2 separate regions of the Homo sapiens genome follow, and region 2 is linked to region 1. A link is an interaction called in ENCODE POLR2A ChIA-PET data of the cell type or tissue named here. Cell type or tissue: CD4-positive, alpha-beta T cell. All regions are shown on one strand. Links, peaks and the distances in the headings refer to the core of each region. The heading gives the core; the rest is flanking DNA.

What was found. Peaks named below come from ENCODE experiments on the same cell type or tissue, not always from the same donor. Only the 100,000 strongest peaks of a DNase experiment are listed, where the experiment ranks them.
Region 2: POLR2A ChIA-PET joins it to region 1 with 6 read pairs; 11 of 35 experiments call an interaction of 5 or more read pairs at or near these places.

What each region holds. Positions count from the first base shown.
Region 1 is chr5:137,690,762-137,701,489 of GRCh38, forward strand. It overlaps KLHL3 (kelch like family member 3), which reads right to left. Exons shown (of 15, transcript NM_017415.3): 4 at 7,526-7,647; 5 at 1,524-1,686. Among named protein-coding and RNA genes, the nearest start is that of KLHL3, 40 kb to the right of the region's middle. RefSeq lists an enhancer at 3,517-6,477 and a silencer at 4,705-4,905. In CD4-positive, alpha-beta T cell, for the core only: CTCF peaks have their summits at 5,524 and 5,729; a DNase peak (open chromatin) is centred at 5,400; H3K4me3 peaks cover 876 bases; H3K27ac peaks cover 2,744 bases.
Region 2 is chr5:137,739,588-137,750,315 of GRCh38, forward strand. HNRNPA0 (heterogeneous nuclear ribonucleoprotein A0) reads right to left here. Exons shown (of 1, transcript NM_006805.4): 1 at 6,064-10,728. Among named protein-coding and RNA genes, the nearest start is that of KLHL3, 8.9 kb to the left of the region's middle. In CD4-positive, alpha-beta T cell, for the core only: CTCF peaks have their summits at 3,675 (motif pointing left) and 3,913; a DNase peak (open chromatin) is centred at 3,614.

The DNA of each region.
Region 1 (10,728 bases), core at 1,736-9,735:
AGGCTAACACAGCACAGGTAGCTAGCTGGCAGGTGGGCAGCCAGTAGGTCCTCAGCTAATTTCCAGACACTGGCCAAACAGGAGACACGGAACAGAATAGCAGCCATGACAGTGCTTGAGCAGGGGTAAGAAGGAGGTGTTTTATTGCAAGGGAAGAAGGTGGCCATGACTGAATTTATCAAGTTAAATGATCAGACCTATTTCCTAGTCATTCACCATCTTTCTTCAGGCTGGAACAAGTGGCAATGAAGATTTCTTTCCAGCTAGCTAAATAAACATAATGGACTGAATATAAATGTTCATTTCTACTCCCTCCCAAAACCCCATTAAAATAATAGAATGACAAGCTCTAGTGCAGAGAATGTCTCCAAGAAAAATAAGTGAACCAACAGATTATCTGATGTATTGAGGACTGTTCTAACAAGAATTAGTGGTAGAACCATACACTATGCAAGAGAAAAAGACAATTATTAACTGCCCTTCTTATTAAAGTTTTCTGATTTAAAAAAACACTATAATTATAATAGATGGCTTAGTTCAGTTGTGGAAATGGTATTTGGACAATAAAGAGGGGGGTGGCTGCATGTGTATAAAGGGAAAGTCTGCAAAAGCTCAATCTTATTCTTCTGGAGAAGTCAACAAATAATATCTAAAACTAATCAAAAAATAGCAGTTGCACATATTATTTTGATAAATGGAAGTGAGTAGCAGATGAAGTAGCTTTTAGCTGGATCAGAACCTGCATTTTAATTCCTTAAGGATTGAAAATGAGTGGCTCTGGAGCACAAGACTCAGTGTGGAAAGGTGGAGCAGGGCACTCCTCATCGTTATAAGCCCTGCAATAGTACGTGACTTTTTTTTTTTTTTTAGATGGAGTCTCGCTCTGTCACCCAGGCTGGAGTGCAGTGGCGAAATCTCGGCTCACTGCAAGCTCCGCCTCCCGGATTCACACCATTCTCCTGCCTCAGCCTCCCAAGTAGCTGGGACTACAGGCGCCCGCCACCAAGCCCCGCTAATTTTTTTTTTTTTGTATTTTTAATAGAGACGGGGGTTTCACCGTGTTAGCCAGGATAGTCTCGATCTCCTGACCTCATGACCCGCCTGCCTCAGCCTCCCAAAGTGCTGGGATTACAGGCGTGAGCCACTGCGCCCAGCCAGTACGTGACTTTTAAAAGAATGTTTATGGAACGCTCAGATAAAAACAAAGCTTTTCTTAACAATAACAAGACGTAGCTCAAGACCTAGCTCAGTTTGCTCTCCCCACTCCCCAAATCTTCTTGGATCTCCTTCCTCTACTCTAGTGAAAATTACTGTCTGTACCATCCCCTTGGCAATTAATCATTTTCCACTTGGCAATGAGCTAAACTGTCCTATCATTAATTATCTTTCCACCTGTATCCCTAACTAAATCATAGCTGCTTCACAGCAGAGACCACTTCTCATAATCTTTGAGGAGTCTGCAGAAGACCAGGTGATTAGATCCACAAACTCGGAGGAGGTGCAGCAGTCCGGCTCCCCCTTACCTGCGTAGGCATTGGCCTGCTGCAGAAGGTCAGTGCAGGTGTGTACATCTGCAAATGCACGGATGCCCAGGCAATTGGTGGGATGCAACTGAGACTGCAGGAAGTCACAGCAGTTCTGCCGAACATCCATGAGCTGCAGCAAGCTGGCTGCCGGGAGCAGCACCTGCAAGAGAAGGTGACATTCTCAGATATTGGATCCCACTGGCAGAGACTCATCTGCCTTTTCCTATCATATCACTCCCATGCTCAAGATCTTTTCATGGCTCTCCACTGCCCGCCAGTAAGTCCAAACTTCCTAGCCTGCTTTCCAGCCTTATTTCCCACTACTCTGCCCTTCACGGACCCTAAACACCAGCAGATTCTCTGTATCCCTACAGCCATGCTTCCCAGTCTTTAATCCCTGGGGATCTTATTAAAATGCAGATTCTAATTCATTAGGTCTAGGATGGGATCTGAGAGCCTGCATTTCTAATAAGAACTCAAGTGATGCTTGCAGTTGCTGGTCCACAAACCACACTTTGAGTAACAAAACTCTACACACACACACACACACACACACACACACACACAATGGTTCTCATACTGGGCTGCACACTGGTATTACCTTAAGAGTTTTAAAACTACTGATGTCTAGGTCTTGCCCTAAAAGAATCTAACTCAATAGGTATGGAGTGTGGCCTGGACATTAAGATGTTTTTTAAAGCTCCCCAGGTGCTTCTAATGTACAGCCACGTTTGAGAGCCACTGTCCCACAACCTTCAGTGTACTGTCCTCATTCAGAAAGGTACTTAATGAATGATTAATTACTGAACATCTATGTGCCAGGCACTAGTTTAGGCTCTGGGATTCAGGGGTAAGCAAGAGAAACCAGATCCTGTTCTCCTGGAGCTTAGAGTCTACTGGAACAAGATTCATTCCAAATCCCTCAGGACTCAGGCAACGACACTTTATTCTCCCATCAAACAGATACAAAGCAAAGAACATCTTTAGGTACATTCTTAGAGAAAGGAGAGCTAAGTTTCCATTTAAAAGGTCACAGGACACATGACTATTTATACTATATCCTGAAAGACAGAAATAGTTCTTGCTCAGGTGTATATGCATGTGTTTTTCCTAAGGGTCAGGGAAGACTGGCTTGAGCAGGCCCGCTGGGTGCTCAGACAGCCAACCTCTATCAATTTTCCCTAGGACTTTCCCTCAGCTGCTGAAGCCTGCCTCTAGATCAAACATACAGGACAAAAGGCCAAAGTCCTGTCCCACTCCAGCTCTGCTACCCTGCCCTTCACCTATGGAAGCAGCAGGTAGTCTGAGAATGATTTTCCAAAAAGAAATTTAGAAAAAAAATCACACTACAGAATAGCTTGATTTAAGGCTGCTTATCTTGGGGACCCTGGCATCCACTTCACCCCAAAATAATCCCCTTGCCCCAGGCCTTTGCTCTCAGCTGCTGCCCTGGCTCTGAGAGAGTGACTGAGCCAGCTACACTCTAGCTGTTCCCAGCCACAAGGGCTTGCCCAGGAAGATATGGGCTGCAGATGCATTTGTTTTCTTGATTCAGGACACTTGAAAAAGACTTCTTTTTTTTTTTTTTAAGTGCTTTAAATTCTGGACTCTTTCTCCCAAGACAGCTCTGAGTCCTCAGCTCTGACTCTCATCACTTTTATGTACTCAGGCCAAAAACTCTGCCCCACTGCCCATTTGGGGGCTTTGTCCCTCCACTGGGTTTACCAACAGTCCTAGTTTTTCCAGGACTGGGGGTTTCCCAGGACTTTCAGGGCTAAAAATGGGACAGTCGGTCACCCTTCATTATCCCTGCCCACAGACAATAACCACCAAGAGCCACCACTATCAGTGCTCGAACTCCTGAGCCAAATGCCTACGCTCAACAAGGAAAGCTGCTCCTACCCACAGGCTTACACTTCTCTCTCACGACAGCTGAGTTCTAGAAAACGTGCTCCTTTTCCCTTCCTCCATCCTCTCTTCCACTATCCTATATCCCCAGCAGGAAAACAGTAAATTAACACCATGTCTGTGATATTTTCTGAACCACTAATACATTCCTGAGAAAGAAAAAGATAAAATCACCCTCTTCTGAAAGTTTTGGACTATAAATGAACACAGCCAGGATCCAAATCTAACCACCTGAACTCTCTCCCCACTAAGCAGCCATCATCTCCTCTAAGCAGCCATAAACTGGGAAACTCAATTAACCTGTGAGCTTGCTCAGCCCGGCCGAACAGATTCCAGGACCAGATTAGTCTCTGCCTGCTAGTCAAATGGGGATCCATTAACCATTCTTGCTGAATGCACACCAGGAATAAAAAGCTCTGCTCCCAGTCTCCAAATGACCTCCATGACACCCCCTGGCCAGTATCAGCTAGAGTTAAGACTGGTGTCAAGGCCATAGGTTGACCAATCATGCTGATTTACCTGGGACTTTGCCATTTTTACCACTGAAAGTCCCCCTCTCAGAAGGCCCCTCGCTTCTGGGCAAAATAGGATAGGTGTTCATCCTAGGGAGGAGTAACCTCTAACCAGTGACCCTCAGAAGCCCTGAGGGAGAGGAAGCCATCAAATGTTGGCCAGCACAAACCCTACTCAGAGGTGTGGTAAACTCCAAAAGGGCCAGATGTGAGAAGAGGCAGGAATTCAACAGCAACCCTCTCCCCACCACCCACCATCCAAGAGGATTTCTGAGAGTCCAATCTGCCCTCAGACTGCATTCCAGCGAGCTCCCCAACCCCATACGCATATACAAGATCATGCCAGTGACACACAGTCCCTTCCCCCTTCCCCTCTTCCAAGGAGACAGCAGCACAGTGTGGTGCTTAAATTCTCAAGCTCATGACAACCAGCCAGAGAAATGAAATAATAAATATTTCCTGAATATACTCCTTAGGTTACACTTTCCATTTTTAAAACCTCCCTGGATAGAGCTACCCACATGGCTTTCAACTTCCCTACTGTTCACAATACCCACTTAGTAGGCAAAAATTATAAGGCTTTCTACCTCTCCACACCCCTTATCCTGTTTGAGTCCACTCCTACCCAAAAGCCTTCCCAAACCGACTTCCTAAAATGAATGGGCCTTCTGGTTTCTCTAGTTGCTCTTTCCCTCTCTTTGACTCTGAGACTAGCTTAGAGTCAAAGGCCATTTTCTTCCTTCTACTTGCTTCATACAGAAAAGTGTGGGAAAAAAAAGTCAAGGAAATCAGAATGCTGAAGGGAAGGCTTGGAGGCTGGAAGATGTATCACTGCTCAGACTCTGGGTCTCAGGGATAAATTAGGGCCCCATCCAATGGGGTTCTGGGATCTAGACACAAGTACAAAATACATTCCCAGAGGCCCTGAAAGAAAAAAGAGCAATACATCCATGAAATGACTGTCTTCAGTTCCCTCTCCCCACATCAACAGGGCTTTGAGAGGACTTCCTCTTCTCTTATCTTGCCTGAAACTCTACTTCTTCAAAGCAGCAGCAGTGACAAGATTATGAACAAAAGGCCAAGTGCAGGTCCTCAGCTCTGAAGCAAGACCATCCTCATAGAATAACTAAGGCAGTACTGCCTGGTCCCTGGAGGGAGGAGGCTGAGATCAGAGGAGTAGTTGGCCAAATCCACCCATCAGGATGGAAGATTACCGTAAGTCAAAAATCTTCTAGCTTGCCTTCTGCCACCTCAGCATTACAGTTCTTGGAAAACAGGCCCTGAAATGGCCCCCAGCAAGAGTCTACAGGTTACCCTTCAGCTTGCAATGGCTTCCCCTCCATTTTTCATGTGCAGGCCCCGTTTTGTTTTTTTTTCTTCCTCAGATAACATGAAAACACAGCAGAGGATATCCTGCCACAGAGTTTGCTTCCTCTAGCAAAAACAAAAGGAAATGCCCTGCCTCAGAAAGCACCTTCTCCTGGAATTGCAGGGAGGCAGGGCCATGCACAGAGGGAGGGCATCAGCCAGGGGGCGCAGGTGTTGGGGCCACCCAGGGTCTCTGCCCCAATCACACAGTGGGTCTGGCACAGAATCAGTGCCACATAAAGAAAGAAAGGAAAAGAGGTGGGGGGGTATATAGATGAACAGGAAAGCTGGCAGAACAGCACTGTGATTAAGCGTCATTTTGAATTTTGACTCCTCCACTTACCAGCCATGCAACTGAGGACAAATTACTTAACCTCTCAATGCCTCTGTCTCCTCAAAAATAAAATGAGGACAATAAGGTTTGTTATGAGGATCAAATGAGAAAAATTTAAAGCAGTTAGCACAGTGCTTGGTACATAGGAAGTGCTCAGTTGATGTTAGTTTTTATTATTGTAAATAATTATGAGCCAAAGTCAAGGTTCTGATCATTCATTTCATGAGAAACTAGAATTCATCATAGCCACAGAGCACAGTGAGTCAGAGGGGGCTGGCTTCAGCTTCCAACTCTACCACTTACTCTCTATGTGACCGTGGCAGTTTATTTAACCCCTTTGAGCACCAGTTTCTTCAGCTGTAAAGGAGGAATCATATTGGTATGGTCCAATGGGTGATTATAAAAATTGAATGGAATAATGCATGTGAATTGATGGGCACATGCTTGCTTATAAAAGTATGACTGCTGGTACCTCCACCACGGAACAGGAACTCAGGGTCCCTCCAAGGTACGTGTGCCTGGGAAGGGACTCCAGGTGTAGCTCTCACAGCCATTTAACCAAGCCCCAGATCTCTGACCCTTGTTTCTAAGGCTTTCAGGAAAGCCCCAGTGCCTCCATGCTCATCTCCTCGGTGCACCAAATCCTCAATACCTCCTGTCTTCACAGACAACCTGTGAGCAACCGCCTCAGCAGATACATAACAGCATGAAGAAGAATCCATGTTTTTATCCAAACTCTCTTCTTCCCAATCTTTTTTTTTTTTTCTTTTTGGAGACAGAGTCTCGCTCTGTCATCCAGATTGGAGTGCAGTGGTGCAGTCTCAGCTCACAGCAACCTCCGCCTCCTGGGTTCAAGTGATTCTCCTGCCTCGGCCTCCCAAGTAGATGGAATTAAAGGCACCTGCCACCACGCCCAGCTAATTTTTGTCTTTTCAGTAGAGACAGGGTTTCACTGTGTTGGCCAGGCTGGTTTCGAACTCCTTACCTCAGGTGATCTGCCTGCCTCAGCTTCCAAAAGCGCTGGGATTATAGGTGTGAGCCACCATGCCCAGCCCCTTGCCAATCTTTCTTGTTTTTTCTCCAACATCACCCTTGACCTAACCACAGTTTAAAGTGAAGAGATTAAAAGTCCCCAAACAATGAGGTTCAGAGAATTTTCAGTTTGGTGAATGCATCCACATGCTGGGAGGGTGACATAACCCAACCTCATAAGACAGAAGCTTCTGGACTCAGGACCACCAAACAGTGAACATTATGTCCACATAAACTGTACCTTGCTTTATGTACCTCTTAATCCTAACCAGGCAATAAGGATCCAGAGTAGAATATCTTCTAATTATCCAAGTTTGTAAACACTTTGTATTTTACAGGAAAAAAAAGTTATTAAATAAATACATGATGAAAAGAGCAAAGAGAGCTGGTTCCAATTATAGACTTCTACTACCTCCCCTCTACTCATTTTATGCCAAATTACTTTGCACTTACTGTTAGTACCCAAAAGTTATTCACCTGTTTGAATTCTGAGATGAGACGATGACCTGGGGAGAATAGGAGTCACCTAAGCTCCCAGCTTTTCCTTCACAAGATTTTGAAGACATGAGTTAAAGATCTTCTACTCCCGGGGCCCAGGCTCATTCAGGGATATCATGGCCTAGTGGCTAAAAGCATGGGTGCCCAAGCCAGGAAGGCATGAGTTTGAGGACCAGCTCGACCACCTCCTGGCCATGTGGCCCAGGGCAGGTCACCTGACCTCTCTGGAGCTTTAGTTTCCTCTTCAGTAACCAACTGAATTGTTGTGAGGGTTAAATAAAATAACGCTGTAAAATGGTGGGTCCTGAGTGTGCAATACACTGAGCTATTAGTGAGCCTGAGTTTACCTGGACATTCTCTTCAGTCACCTCGATTTCAGCAGTATAGATGTAGTCAATCAGCTTACTCAGCGTCTGCCCATCCACGTCCTTGATTTCTATCTTTTTGGCTTTACTCTCAGACATGTCACCTAGAGTTTACAACAAAAACAAAATGACATAAATGTGGTACCTGGGATATGTTTACCTTCCAGATGGTCTCCTGCCCTGTCTTGGAAACATAAAAGCACTTCCTGGGCTCCAGGAGGCAGCAGAAGGGATTCAGGCACAGAAGAGGATAAACCAGGTAACATCAAGGTCACATCAGCTTTGGGTCTGTGATCACCTACAAACCCAGCCTTAAGCATTCCTTACTCTATCTATTGCCCACTTCCATTGTGAAGGCAAATCTGTGTGCAATCACTCATTTAACCAACATTTACTGTAAACTTCCATATACAAGGCCAGAAAAAGTGAACAAGATATGCACCTGTCCTTAAGGAACACAAGTCTAGTAAGGCAGATATACAAAAGTGTTTATAAACAGAGGTGATAAGAGCTTAGTAGACAGTTATACACAAAGTATTGTGATAACAACAATAATAAGTAACATTTCTTGAGAGCTAACTATGGCCACACACTTAAGCACTTTAAAGTCTTTTAATCCTCACAACAACCTTGAGGTTTATTAATATTATTGCCATTTTACAGATGAAGAAACTGAGCACAGGAGGGTAGGTAATTCATTTTGCCCACAGTCACACACCTAGGAAAGGCCAAGTTGGGTTGAAACCCAGGGAGTCTGACTCTAGAGTCCATATTTGTAACCACTACGCTATACTAAATCCCAAGAACACAGAGGAGGGAGCAACAAATCTCTCCTGGGAACTCCAGTCAGGCATCCTATTAAGAGGTCACATTTGAGAGAGGTATTAGAGGATGAGGACGAGTTCTACAGGCAGCAAAGGTGAGGAAGGATGAGCTGAATCTGGGATCCATTCGTGCAAAGAGAAGAAAGTACCAAAAGAATAAATTTTGGTGAAATGGCGAGAGGTTGGTGTGGCTGGTACATGGAGTAACAGTGAGAAGAAGGAAGCTGGAGAGGTAGATGGGGCCAGGGCTTGACAAGCCCTGTAAGTCAAGCTGGGACTTTATCCCAGGTGTAGCACCATTGAGAGGTTTTCAACAGGGAAATGACATCAACAGATGGGCATTTTTGAACGAAATTTTGGATGCAGGGTGGAAGCTAGATCACATGCAGGGAGAACAGCTGGAGGCCCTGATAATAATCCAAAAAAGAGAGAAGGCAGGGCTGTAAATAACGGCAATAGCAGCACCACATTTCCACGGTCCTGAGGCCCCTTGCCTTCAGCCTGCACTCTATATACAACACACGGGTTTATCGAAAGCCAGGCCCATTCAACAAGGGCTGCTGATTTCAGGAAAGACAGGCAACACATGTCTTTGTAGACTGAAATAAAGGGCAACCTAACTGCAAGAAACAAGAGATCCAGAAGCCTCAATGTGAGTGTGAAAACAGAGCCTGGGCAGTTGTTTTCTCTCTGTGGAATTCATACACCAGAGCCAAGAAAATAAAGTACAGTACAGCATGTGGGCTGCAGACACCCACCTCCAAGCTGCACGGACTGCACATGATTCCTCCACCAATCCAAAGTCCCATCCTGACACAGTTCTAGAGCTGAATGACTGGAACGGAGAGAAAAGTAGCGGGGGAGACATTCCAAACCCCGCCTGCTCCCTTAACTGCCAGATCAGGTGGACCTGAGACCCTCCACCCTGTTCTCTCTTCTCTGACTGCCAGTGAAAGCCTGTGAAAGGCCTCAGCACAGTGCCCTGGGGCAGAATGAACAGGTAAAGAAACAAGGGAAAAACAGTATATTACTCCTCCACCCATAAGACAGGATCCACAATCTCTCTCTTGAGTTTATTGAGACACACAAACAAAAACATGCATACACAAGGAAATCAGAAGTTAAGCTATTAAAAAGTTCATTGATGAGGGTCCAGTTGGTAATTACACTGCAAAAGATAATCAAAGATAGCCAATTCTTTGTTTAAGGAGTTAGCCCTCAAAAAATAAGACTTAAAAAATAGAGCAGCCGGACTGTAAGAACCAAGAGATTCAGAAGCCCTCACAGCAGTGTAAATCAGAGCCTGGGCTGACTGTTTTCTGCCTGTGGAATTTGTGGTTGAAAGTCAGGTTAGGGTTTTGTAACTTTGGGGTAAATAAATGGAAACGCCTGGAATTGTAAGAAAATATTTTTATATATGTGCAAAAGTTCACTTTTTCTAGGGGGATGACAGGTCATTTTTATCAGATTCTTACAGGCGTCTATGATTCAGAAAAGGTTAAGACACAGTTTTCTAGACAGTAGGTCTTTAGGAGACTTCTCCTTGCTCCTTTACATGACCCTCAAATTTCTAATTTTCTATATTAAGTACTTAAAACTTAAACAAGCAAGAAAAAAATGATGTGAAAGAAAAACTAAGGGCTCAAAGACACCACTTATTTTCTGAGAAAGCTTGTAGAATCCAATCTTATTATCTCTTATGAACCAGCAAAAATGACTACACCAAACTAAGACTTTAGTTTAAATGGGCCCTAAAAATAGTCATACTAATAGTCACTACTGTATACCTGACCTTCTGCTAAGGTACACTAATGTGTATCTGACCCACATTATTTCATTTAACCCTTGAAACAAGTCCAGGAGGTAGACAGTATTATTTCCATTTTACAAATTATAAAACTGGCATTTCTTTTTTTTTTTCGAGATGGAGTTTTGCTCTTGTTGCCCAGGCTGGAGTGCAATGGCATGATCTCAGCTCACCGCAACCTCTGCCTCCCGTGTTCAAGTGATTCTCCTACCTCAGCCTCCCGAGTAGCTGAGATTACAGGCATGCGCCAGCATGCCTGGCTAATTTGTTTTTTGTTTTGTTTTGTTTTTTAAGTAGAGATGGGGTTTCTCCATGTTGGTCAGGCTGGTCTTGAACTCCCGACCTCAGACGATCTGTCCTCCTTGGCCTCCCAAAGTGCTGGGATTACAGGCATGAGCCACCGTGCCCGGCCAAAATTGGCATTTCAAGAGGGATTTACACATAGATACTAAGAGGCAGGACTGAGATTTGAACTTTGGCCTAACTCTAGACCCTGTGTCATTTCTAATACATCCCTCAATAAAATCTCACCCTAACTAATAACCTTAATAAAA
Region 2 (10,728 bases), core at 2,423-10,422, 50 kb after region 1:
AACCAAATGTCACACATTCTCAGTTATAAGTGGGAGCTAAACATTGGGTACATATGGACATGAAGATGGGAACAATAGATACTGGGGACTACTAGAGGATGGAGGGAGGGAAAAGGGGTTATATGATTTGGATGTTGGTAGCCTCCAAATCTCATGCTGGAATGTAATCCTCAGTGTTAGAGTTGGAGATAGGGCCTAGTGGGAGGTGCTTGGGTCATAGGGGCAGATCACTCATAATAGTTTCACACTGTCCCCATAATAAAGAGTTTTCACTCTGAGTTCACTCGAGATCTGGTTGTTTAAAAGTGTGTGGCACCTTCCTCCTCACTCTCTTGCCTCTGCTCTCATCACGTGATATACCAGCTCCCCCTTTGCCTTCCACCACAATTGTAAGCTTCCTGAGGCCTCCCCGGAAGCAGATGCCAGCACGCTTCCTGTACAGCCTGCAGAGCCATGAGGCAATTAAACCTCTTTTCTTTATAAATTACCAAGCCTCAGGTATTTCTTTATAACAACACAATAACCACCTAATACAAGGAGCAAGCCTAAAAAGGTAGTTGAAAAGCTACCTATTGGGTACCATGCTCATTACCTAGGTGACAGGATCATTCATACCCCAAACCTCAGCATCATGCAAGATACCCATGTAACAAACCTGTACATGTACCCCTCGATCTAAAATTAAAGATGAAATTTAGGAAAAAAAAAAAAAAGGAAGAAAGGTTATCTAGCAAAACCAGGGGCAGAGCTGAGTCAAGAAGCAAAGTCTCCAGACTCCTGGCACAAAGTTCCTACCCCCAATATTTTCCAGTTTCAGAAACACATTTTACATTTTCTACCTTATTATCCAAATGTTCTCTGGACCACAGTCTGAACCTGTTTGCTCTATGCTAATTTTCCTGACTGGACTTCAGATTAAGGACAGTTGCTATTGGAGTCCTGCAGTAGAGGAGAGTCAAAATAATCAATGTGGTATCTGTCTGGAGAAAAAGGTCCCATCCTCAGATTGCTCAGCAATAATAGTGTCTTAGTCCAGCAGGCCCCAACCTTTTTGGCACCAGGGACCAGTTTCATGGAAGGCAACTTTTCCAAGGATGGGGGTGGGGGGTCAGGGGGGATGATGGTTTCAGGATGAAACTGTTCCACCTCAGATCATCAGGCATTAGATAGCTTCTCAAGGAGCGCACAACCTAGATCCCTTGCACACACAGTTCACAATAGGGTTCATGCTCCTAGGAGAATCTAATGCCACTGCTGAGCTGACAGGAGACAGAGGTCAGGTGGTCATGCTCGCTTGCCGGCTGCTCACCTCCTGCTGTGCATCCCAATTCTTAACAGGCCATGGACCAGTACCAGTCTGTGACCTAGGGACCACTGTCTTAGCCCAGTCCTTCCCACACCCCAGCCTTCTTCTACAGCTTATCAAAAGTCCCTAGTGGCCCCAGATCTCTACCCCAAAGCAATGTATTCAGCCATCTACACCAACTTTGTTTAGAATCATTCAGCTCTTATGTGGCTTAGGAAGAAACCATGTTGGGAGGAGAAACTTTTTTAAGCTAGGTTTTATCTAGAAAGTTCTCTCTTCCATACTCTATCTCTGTACAGGGAGCCAGTTAAATTTATCTGAAGACAGCTAAGCCAATCATTCTTCCTTGTAAATGCTCTTTTTCTTTTCTTGCCTTTACCCTCCTTCTCCAGGACATCAGTTCCTCACATTTGCAGGCACCATAACACAGTACAATGGTCCCACACCTAGCTGTGCATCAGAACCATCTGCCCAGCTGGTTAAAATGGTAGGTGTCAGATCAATAGGCATGAAGAAAAGTTTTTAGGGTTATAGAAATGTTCCGTATCTTGACTGTGGTAATACCTACACAACTGTATACAAGTACTGCATTTCATTAAACTATACACTTAAAATGGGTTTATTTATGCAAATTATACCTCAATAAATCTGGAAAAATGAAAAAACACTACAGGGTCCGGCTCTTCCTCACACCCATAGAATCAGGGCCTGAGGAACAGGAATTTTTTTAATTTTTTTCCTTTAGTTTTAGAGACGGGGTCTCTCTATGTTGCCCAGGCTGGTCTCGAACTCCTTGGGCTCAAGCAGTGCTCCCGCCTCAGCCTCCCAAAACGCTGGGATGGACAGGTGTGAGCTATCGCACCCACTAGGAACGGGAATTTTAATGAACTTCGTAGGTGACTCTAATGCACAGCTAGATGCAAACATCACCTGAACAATGAAAAGAGCCCAGACCATTAAAATCAGACAGGGCAAGGTCCAAATGTACTTACCAGAAACATGACCCTAGGCAAGTTACAAGCTTCGATTTTTCTCATTCGAAAAAAGGTGAGAACAATAGTACCTACTTCACAGCATTGTTAGGTTAGAATGTAAAGCACTTAGCTGAGAGCCTGGCCTATAATAAGCACTCAGCAACCATTAGTAGCTATGATTTTCATTGTCTGTGCCAATGCTACCGAACCTGAGCACTCGGTCCTAGGTTCAAGAAGAAAATTAACCAGGGTAGGGCCTCTCCTGGAGCTATTTTCACATCTCCACTGGTTACTATTACCAACAGGTCAGCAAGGAGTAGACAAGACCAAAGCTAAATTAAGGTCCACCCACACCTGTATCACCAAAATGCCCTCTCATATTCAGGAGCACTTGCCAAGTGCCCTCAGACAGCCAGGCAGAAACTGAAAAGGAACTTGAGACCCCAAAAAGTCAAAAGAGAAACAAAACAGCACCTTATCCAGAGGAATAAGGACTCTTCCTCTGAAGGTAAAAGAATTCACGCCAAGTAGATTCCAGAGTATAATCACTCATGCCATTTGTGTTGCATTTTTAAGCTTACAAAGTGCTTCATATCCATCATCTCCTTTGACTTAAGACAACATCCCCTGAATGGTAATAATAGCTCCCATTCCTTGAATATTTACTCTGGGCCAGACCCTGTATTCCACACTTCACATGTACCCTTGTCATTTAATTCTCACAACCCTGTAGGACTATTATTTCTCTTTTAAACATGAGAGAATCGAGGTTCTGAGAGTTAAATAACTTGAACCAAGGCCCCACAGTTAGTAAATGGCAAAGCTGGAATTTGAACCCAGGTCTGCCTGACCTAAGAGACCACTATTAGCTATACACAGAATGTACTACCCCTATCTTACTGTCTCCATTTTAGAGATAAGCTAATTGAGACAGAGAGAAAAGGTAACTGGCTCAAAACTACTTAGAGAGCCAACCTCAGTGCAGAACCAGACCCTCAGATGCCTGGCCTAATGCCTTTTTCACCTTACCTCTGGATGAGGAAAAACAGCTTTGAACCCCTAAAGATATTACATACAAGCTGGCATCCAAGGCTTCCAAACAGCTACTATAATAAAGTCCTTCCACCTGGATTCATCTGGGCACCTAGCTTATTAACCAGGACTAGCCAAAGAATGCTCTTGGGGAAAGCTGGAAGAGTACCACTGGAACCCAAGGGAATTAAAAAAAAAAAAAAAAAAAAGGCGGGTGGGTGGGGGGCAGACCAACTAAAGCAACAAGCAGAGTGCTTCACACAGACCAGCACACTGGTCTCTGAGTCTTCCCATGAATCTGCAACCTACAACTGGTGCCCTCTGCTGGCAAAAGTATACATCTCTTCATAACAAAAGTAAAACCTAATTACTACAACTGGGGCTTAAGAAGGAAAAAAATATATGCTTCCTTCACAGACATTCTATTCAGGAATGAACATTATTTCTTACTTACAACTTTCCAATAGGCATATGCAACTTTAAATTGACTGCAATGATCCTCTCCTCTATCTGCTGCCCCTGCCTCACGCCTGCAGTTCTTTCCTTTCGGGATCCAAAGAAAATTGGGCTGTTTTACATAAAAAGGTAAAATATAAATGAATGATGCAAAGCCCTAAAGTCAAGAATACAGTGATGTGTATGTGGGTGAGATCAGGTCTGCACATCTAGCAAGTACAGAGAATTGAGGCAGGCACACACTTGAAGTGATATAAAACCCATGGGCACGTATGCTCAAACATTTTGGTAAATCTCTACCTTCGTAAAATAGCATGCTTATGATTCAGTCAACTAAGTCTCACTGAATATCTACTATGCAGGCTGTACCAGAGACTGACAACATAAATCCTATATTAATATAATTCCAAAGAGCACACAAGCTGTTTGAGAAAATTAGACATAGGCATATACAATGGTAAAAAGTATGAGAGTCAAGTACAGAAAGGGTATCATGGAAACTTGGTGGGAGAAGAGGCAACTTCCAGTTGGGGAGAGGGTGGATGACATGAGAATAGAAATAAATTGAGAACTTAATAATTCTATGGAGTTTTTAAAAGGTATTCATAATTGTAAATATTTGCAAATAGGTAATTTCAACGTCCCATGATTTCATTTAAAAAATTTTTTTGGCCGGGCATGGTGGCTCACACCTGTAATCCCAGCACTTTGGGAGGACAAGGAGAGAGGACCGCTTGAGCACAGTAGTTTTGAGACCAGCCTGGGGAACATGGTAAGACCTCATCTCTACAAAAAAAATTTTAAAACTTAACCAGGCATAGTGGTGTGCACCTGTAGTCCTAGCTACTTGGAAGGCATGGGCAGAGGGATCACCTGAGCCCAGGAGTTTGAGGCTGCAGTGAGCCATGATTGCACCACCACTGTGCTACAGCCTGGGCAACAGGGCAAGCCCTTGTCTTTAAAAAAATATTTAAAAGATACAATTTTTTCATCCCACTACTTTAATATACTTACATATTTATTATGTTAAATAATATATTTTTTCATTACAATTTCTATTGTGGTAAAATATACATTAAATTTGCCATTTTAGGCCAGGTGTGGTGGCTCACACTTGTAATCCCAGGATTTTGGTAGGCTGAGGTGGGAGGATCACTTGAGCCCAGGAGTTCAATACTAGCCTGGGCAATATAGCAAGACTCCATCTCTACAAAAAGATTTTTTAAATTAGCTAGCTGTGGTGGCGCGTGCCTGTAGTCAGTTCTAGCTACGGGGGAGGCTGAGGTGGGAGGATCACTTGAGCCCACAGTTCGAAGCTCCAGTGAGCTATGATCATGCCACTGCACTCCAGCCTGGGCACCAGAGTAAGACCCGGCCTCCAAAAAAAAGAAAAAAAGCCATTTTAACCATTTTTAAATATACGATTCATCAGCATTAAGTACATTCATAATGTTGTATAACAATCACCACTATCCATTTTCAGAACTTTCTCAACATCTGAAAAGAAATTCTGTATCCCTTAAACAGTAATTTCCCATTTCTATCTCTCTGAATTTGCCTACTCTGGGTACCTCATTTAAGTGCAATCATAGTATGTCCTTTTGTGCAGGCTTATTTCACTTGGCATGTTTTCATTCATCTTGTAGCATATACCAGAAATTTATTCTTTCTTATGGCTGAATATTCCATTGTATGTATATACCACATCTTGTTAATTCATTCACCTGATAACACTGAGTTAATATTTCACCTTTTGACAGACCACAGTTAACATTTCCCTAATATTTGACATTTAGTTTCCAATTTTTTGCTACGTCATAATTTTTATGCAAAGACTGTTTTCCTTTCAATAAATTTTTCAATAAACTGTTCTGTTAAGGTTAAATTCCTAGTAATGGTGTCCCAGAGCATATGAATACTTTAATAGTTCTTAATAAATAAATCCATAATTTTACTCTCCTCATTTGCCATTTTTCATAACCTGATGGACAAATTCCGGTCAGCAGTTTGTTACAAATGTATAAAGTGTGACAAAACCAAATGGAGGGAAGCTTTTGGAGAAAGAAAAGGAATTAACAAAGCAGAAACAGCTCAGAAGAGCTCTCCACTAGACAGAGCTGGCTGACTTCTGTGACAGGTTGCCCAACTGCTCCTTCTATCCATAACCTGATGTTTTCCAATTAACTTGGTGACTCTTTGAAAAAAAAAAAAAAAATCTGCCTGTGTCAGGGATCCCCCGGACCAAGCCCATATTGAGATTTGATAGAAGGGTTCACAAAACTCAGCACTGCTAAGTATCGTACTCATGGCTAAAGTTTATTACAGTGACACAGTAAGTGTACACAGTTGGATCATACAGGAAAAAGACATAAGCAGAATCTGGAGGAATCCATGTGCAGGCTTCTTTAGGATCTCTCCCTCCCATGAAGATTCACACAGAGCACATTTTTATACGAGGGATGTTTCTGCCTAGGGACTCAGTATGCAAGGTTTTCATTGGGAGTTTGGTCATATAGACATCCTTTACCTGGCATGTACCAAAATTCCATACTCCCAGAAGGAAAGCAGGTGTTTAGCATAAATCATCTTGTTTGAACAGTCTAGGTACAGTGAACCACCTTTATTAGTGAACAGTGAGAATACCCCTAAATCCACGTGTTCAGATAAGGGCCAACCATGCAAGTAGGCCACTCTAAAAGATACCAGCCTCAGGCCAGATATAACTTTTTCTGCACACCCCCAATTCAAGATTCATTTTGGCCAAAAAGCAGCATCTCTCAACATATATATGTAGATACCTATGGTAGAGTTGAAAAGATTGTGGATCACTTATACCTTATCCAAGTAGTTCTGATTGCTTTCCTTATAAACCTTCATTGAAAGCAGCTGTATGAAAGGAATAGGAATTTTGGGAAACACATCTTTTAAAATTCAAATCAGATCATGGAACTCCTCTGCTCAAAACTGAAATGGTTCACCATTCATTTAGTGAAAACCAAAATCCTTACAACAACCTACAAATCCCTACATGATCTGGCCCCTCTGGCCTCATTATTCCTTTCCTCCTCTTCCTTCAGGTCCAACAACCCTGAACAATTTGCATTTCTTCAGAGGCCAGACACAGTCCTGCTTCAGGGCTTTTGCTCTTCCTAATCCTCTACCTAGAATGCTCTTCCCATACCTATATTGCTCACTCCCACATTTCCTTCAAGTCTTTGCTCAAATGTCACTTTCTGAGAGACCTACCCATACCACCTATTTTAAAGTATGCTATCCTCACAAACATCCCTTGCAACAATCGCCATTCCTCACCCTAATTTTTTCTATACTTCTCATCTTCTAACATACCATATAATTGATTATGTCTTATTGCCTGTCTCTCCCCAGTAAAATATAAGCTCTTTGAGGGCAGGGATTTTTGTCTTTTTCTTCTGTATTTCCAGCACAATCACCCAGCAGAAGAGTAACAAATTTTAACTTGACATACTAAGAAACAGGGAGGCACTGAATTTAGGGATAGTAACCTAGTGCAAATAGCTAGATCTTCACGTTTGGTGGTGTGGGAAGATCAAGTCATAAGAAAATGTGAAAGAAGTTTTTTTTTTTAATTTCACTGAAGAGATGACCACAGTATATTCAGTTATTGAAGAGTTTTAATAAAAGGAACTATTTACAAGGGTATGGGCACAGTTAAGGCAAATCAACAAGGTTTGAACCTTCTTGGGACTAGAGAATCTAGCAATAGGAGACAGTTACGAGAAGCCAGAAAAGACCTAGAGCTATAAGAGGGCCACTGGAGCAGAGCTGTGGCCACTCACAATCTCTTGCTAAGTATATGAGAAAGAGAAGGAGCAAATATTTCAGCCTCACTTTTCTATCACTGTCCAAACCCACCATGAATAAAGCCAGAAAAGAGAGTATGCAGTTCTTTATTTGTCAGCCTCCCAGGAACACAGAACAAGAGAGATAAAGATGGAAAATAGATCAGGAAGGGCAAAAAGAATATCCAGCACAATGGCCATTTTGTAAAGCTATATGCGCAAGACACAATGCTTCAATGTGCTACCAGCATCTTCAACTATGTCCAAATCTTCCCTCTAAATCTTCTCTTCCTATTACCAGTGGCATCACCATCCTCTCACACAGTAATTTTGATTAATCTACTCTCTCTTCCTCATTCTTCATATATCCAAATATTTGTCAATTATGCTTTCACAACTTACCTCAACTTCTTTGTCAGTCTATTTCCATTGCTCTTTGTTCATGCTCTCATTCTCTTACCTGGTTAACATCAGTTGTCTTAGCAAACTTGCCACTTTGAAACATCCCCCACTGCCATTTATGTTACTCAGTGCTACTGGACTAATCTTTGTGAATTAGTTTCACTACCATTATTGTTGCTCAAAAACCTTTAATGACTTTTACTGCCTACCCTAAGTCCAAACTCCTTAGCCTACTACTCAAAGACCTCAGTAACCTGGTTCCAACTTCATTTTCTCAATTTATTTCTCACAACTCTCTTTTATCTTAGTACAAATTAGACATTTGTTAGCTGGAAGTCAATGAAGCTTAGTAGAAGGAGCGAAACAACTAGAATTGGTCAAACTTGGATTCAACTCTCAGTTCTACCATGTCACCAGCTGGGGGTCCTTGGGAGTTACTTTTCTGGCATGAGATTTAGCAACCTTATCTGTGAAGGTTACTGAATGATGCAATGAGAACATTTGTAAATGTACCTAGTGTTTGGCATCCAATATGCATACTTCTCCAAATACGCTCCATGTTTCTGCCTATCTGTCCTCCACCTAAAATGCCCTCTTTCTCCTCCCACCTTCTCTATAAGACCTATCTTTTAAGGTTAAATGTTATATGCTCCACAATGCCTCTCTTGATCCTTCTTCCTACCTGAAGTCACCTCTCCTCAACACTCACATTATTTATACCTTCCTAATATTAACAAATACTTAAAACATTACAGATGGCTAGCAGAATTCATCTCTCTCCTACTAGAGTTGAAGCAGCAGTGATTTAGAGAACTACCACATGGAAGCTCACCCAGCAAGTAAAGAGCAAAGCCTAAAGACCATGCATATCTCGGGTACTAAGATATAAAAGTATGCCTTTTGCTAGTCTGTCCCACCTCTTCATTAGGGGCCATATAGTAAAATTACTGTGTACCAGAGACTACAGTAAGCCCTTCTTTATATGCATTCTTTCACTGAATCTGCCCAACAATCCTATGTAGCAGGTATTACCATAGCCTATTTTTTTACAAATAAGGCAAGTGAGGCTCGGGCCAGTTTGTCCAAGGTCGCAGTGCTAGAAAGTGACTGTGTCAGGAACAGAATTTGGTCTATTGGATGCCCAAATTTACGTCCTTAAGGGCTATGAAATATTAAATCAGATACCCACTATGAAGCAAATTACATTTGCAACGTAAGCATCAAAGACAAAATACACCTTTGATTTCTAAAAAGTAATCAATTAAGGAGAAAAGAGTCTTAATTTTCATCAGAGAATGTACATTCAATGACAATGGAGCTAACTCCAATTTTGATGGTGTGAACAATATGAGATTGTGACACAATGCTGTAAAGGAAAAGATGCATCATCTCAAAATAAATTGAATTCCCATTTCAAAATAAATTGAATTCCAACCAGAACGCAAGGTATATGAAGACAGCAACCATGTTTGTCTCACTGCTGTGTACCTCCACATTATAGAACTGTCTTACACAAAGGTGCCTAACACCCAATGAAATTGACGGTAAACACTGGGAAATAAGCACACTGTTTAAATGGCAAAAGTTTACACTTGAGAACTTTATAGCAGGAAATGATAGCTATTTCAGATAGATTTTTTAAGTAAACCATACAAAGTGGTAAAAGAATTAAAGAGACAAAGAAAGCCTGCCTGAATAGAGAAGGAAACAGTTAAGAATAACTACCAAAGGTGTCTTCCTGAATCCTTTCCCTCTCTGAAGGTTCAAATCATCTGGCTTCAAATCAAAGTAAAAAAAATAGGTGGAAAATAGAGAATTGCCCTTCTAGTCTTCCTACTTTGGAATTCCTTTTTAAATAGCAGCTTTCAAATATCTTTTTATAATAAATGTTTTACCTTGTAACATTTAAATTCTCATTCAAGGCAAATATGAAGTTCACTCAAAAGCAGGACAGCTAAGGAGTTATTTGACTAGGCAGTCTTTGTTGCTGTTTCAAAAGGCCAAAATAAGGCTGAGGAGGAAAATTTCCCCAATGATCACTCTTAAAGTGATTCAATAAATTGGTTACGATGGAGAAAGACACTTAGCCTAAGTGCAAGTGCTGTCTTTTTGGGTAAAATCCGTGTAGTCTAGATGCAGTTCTGCTCCAAATCCAACATCCAAATGCCTATCTGCAATCAGCAGACGCGGGCAGACAAAATTTAACCTAAAATGCAAACTCTCAAAACTTAAGCACACTTAAAAGGTAAACTAAGTTTACAAATCCAATAACTGATACCATCACTTCTGGTTTTGAAGGAAATCATAAATGCAAATTTCTCAAGTATCCTCAATCTTTTAGGTTTACTTAAAAATTATGAAAATTAGATTTGAATATGAAACGTTCCAAATCACTAAGTTAAAAATGGATGAATGGGTACAATCAGTATAGTCATTCTGATTTGATAGTTATCACTGTGAACCTTAACCACTTGCAGGCTTTTTTTTGGATACAGTAAATCAGTACCAATGAGAGCTTTTTAAATGACCTGAAAAACACTACAGATATTCCAATCAAAAAATCTAAAATGCTCCAAAATCCGAAATTTTTTGAGTGCAGACATGACATTCAAAGGAAATGCTCATTGAAGCAGTTTGGATTTTACATTTTTGTATGAGAGCTGCTCAGCTGGTAAACATAATGGAAATATTCAAAAATTGAAAAAAATCTAAAACTCAAAACACTTCTGGGCCCAAG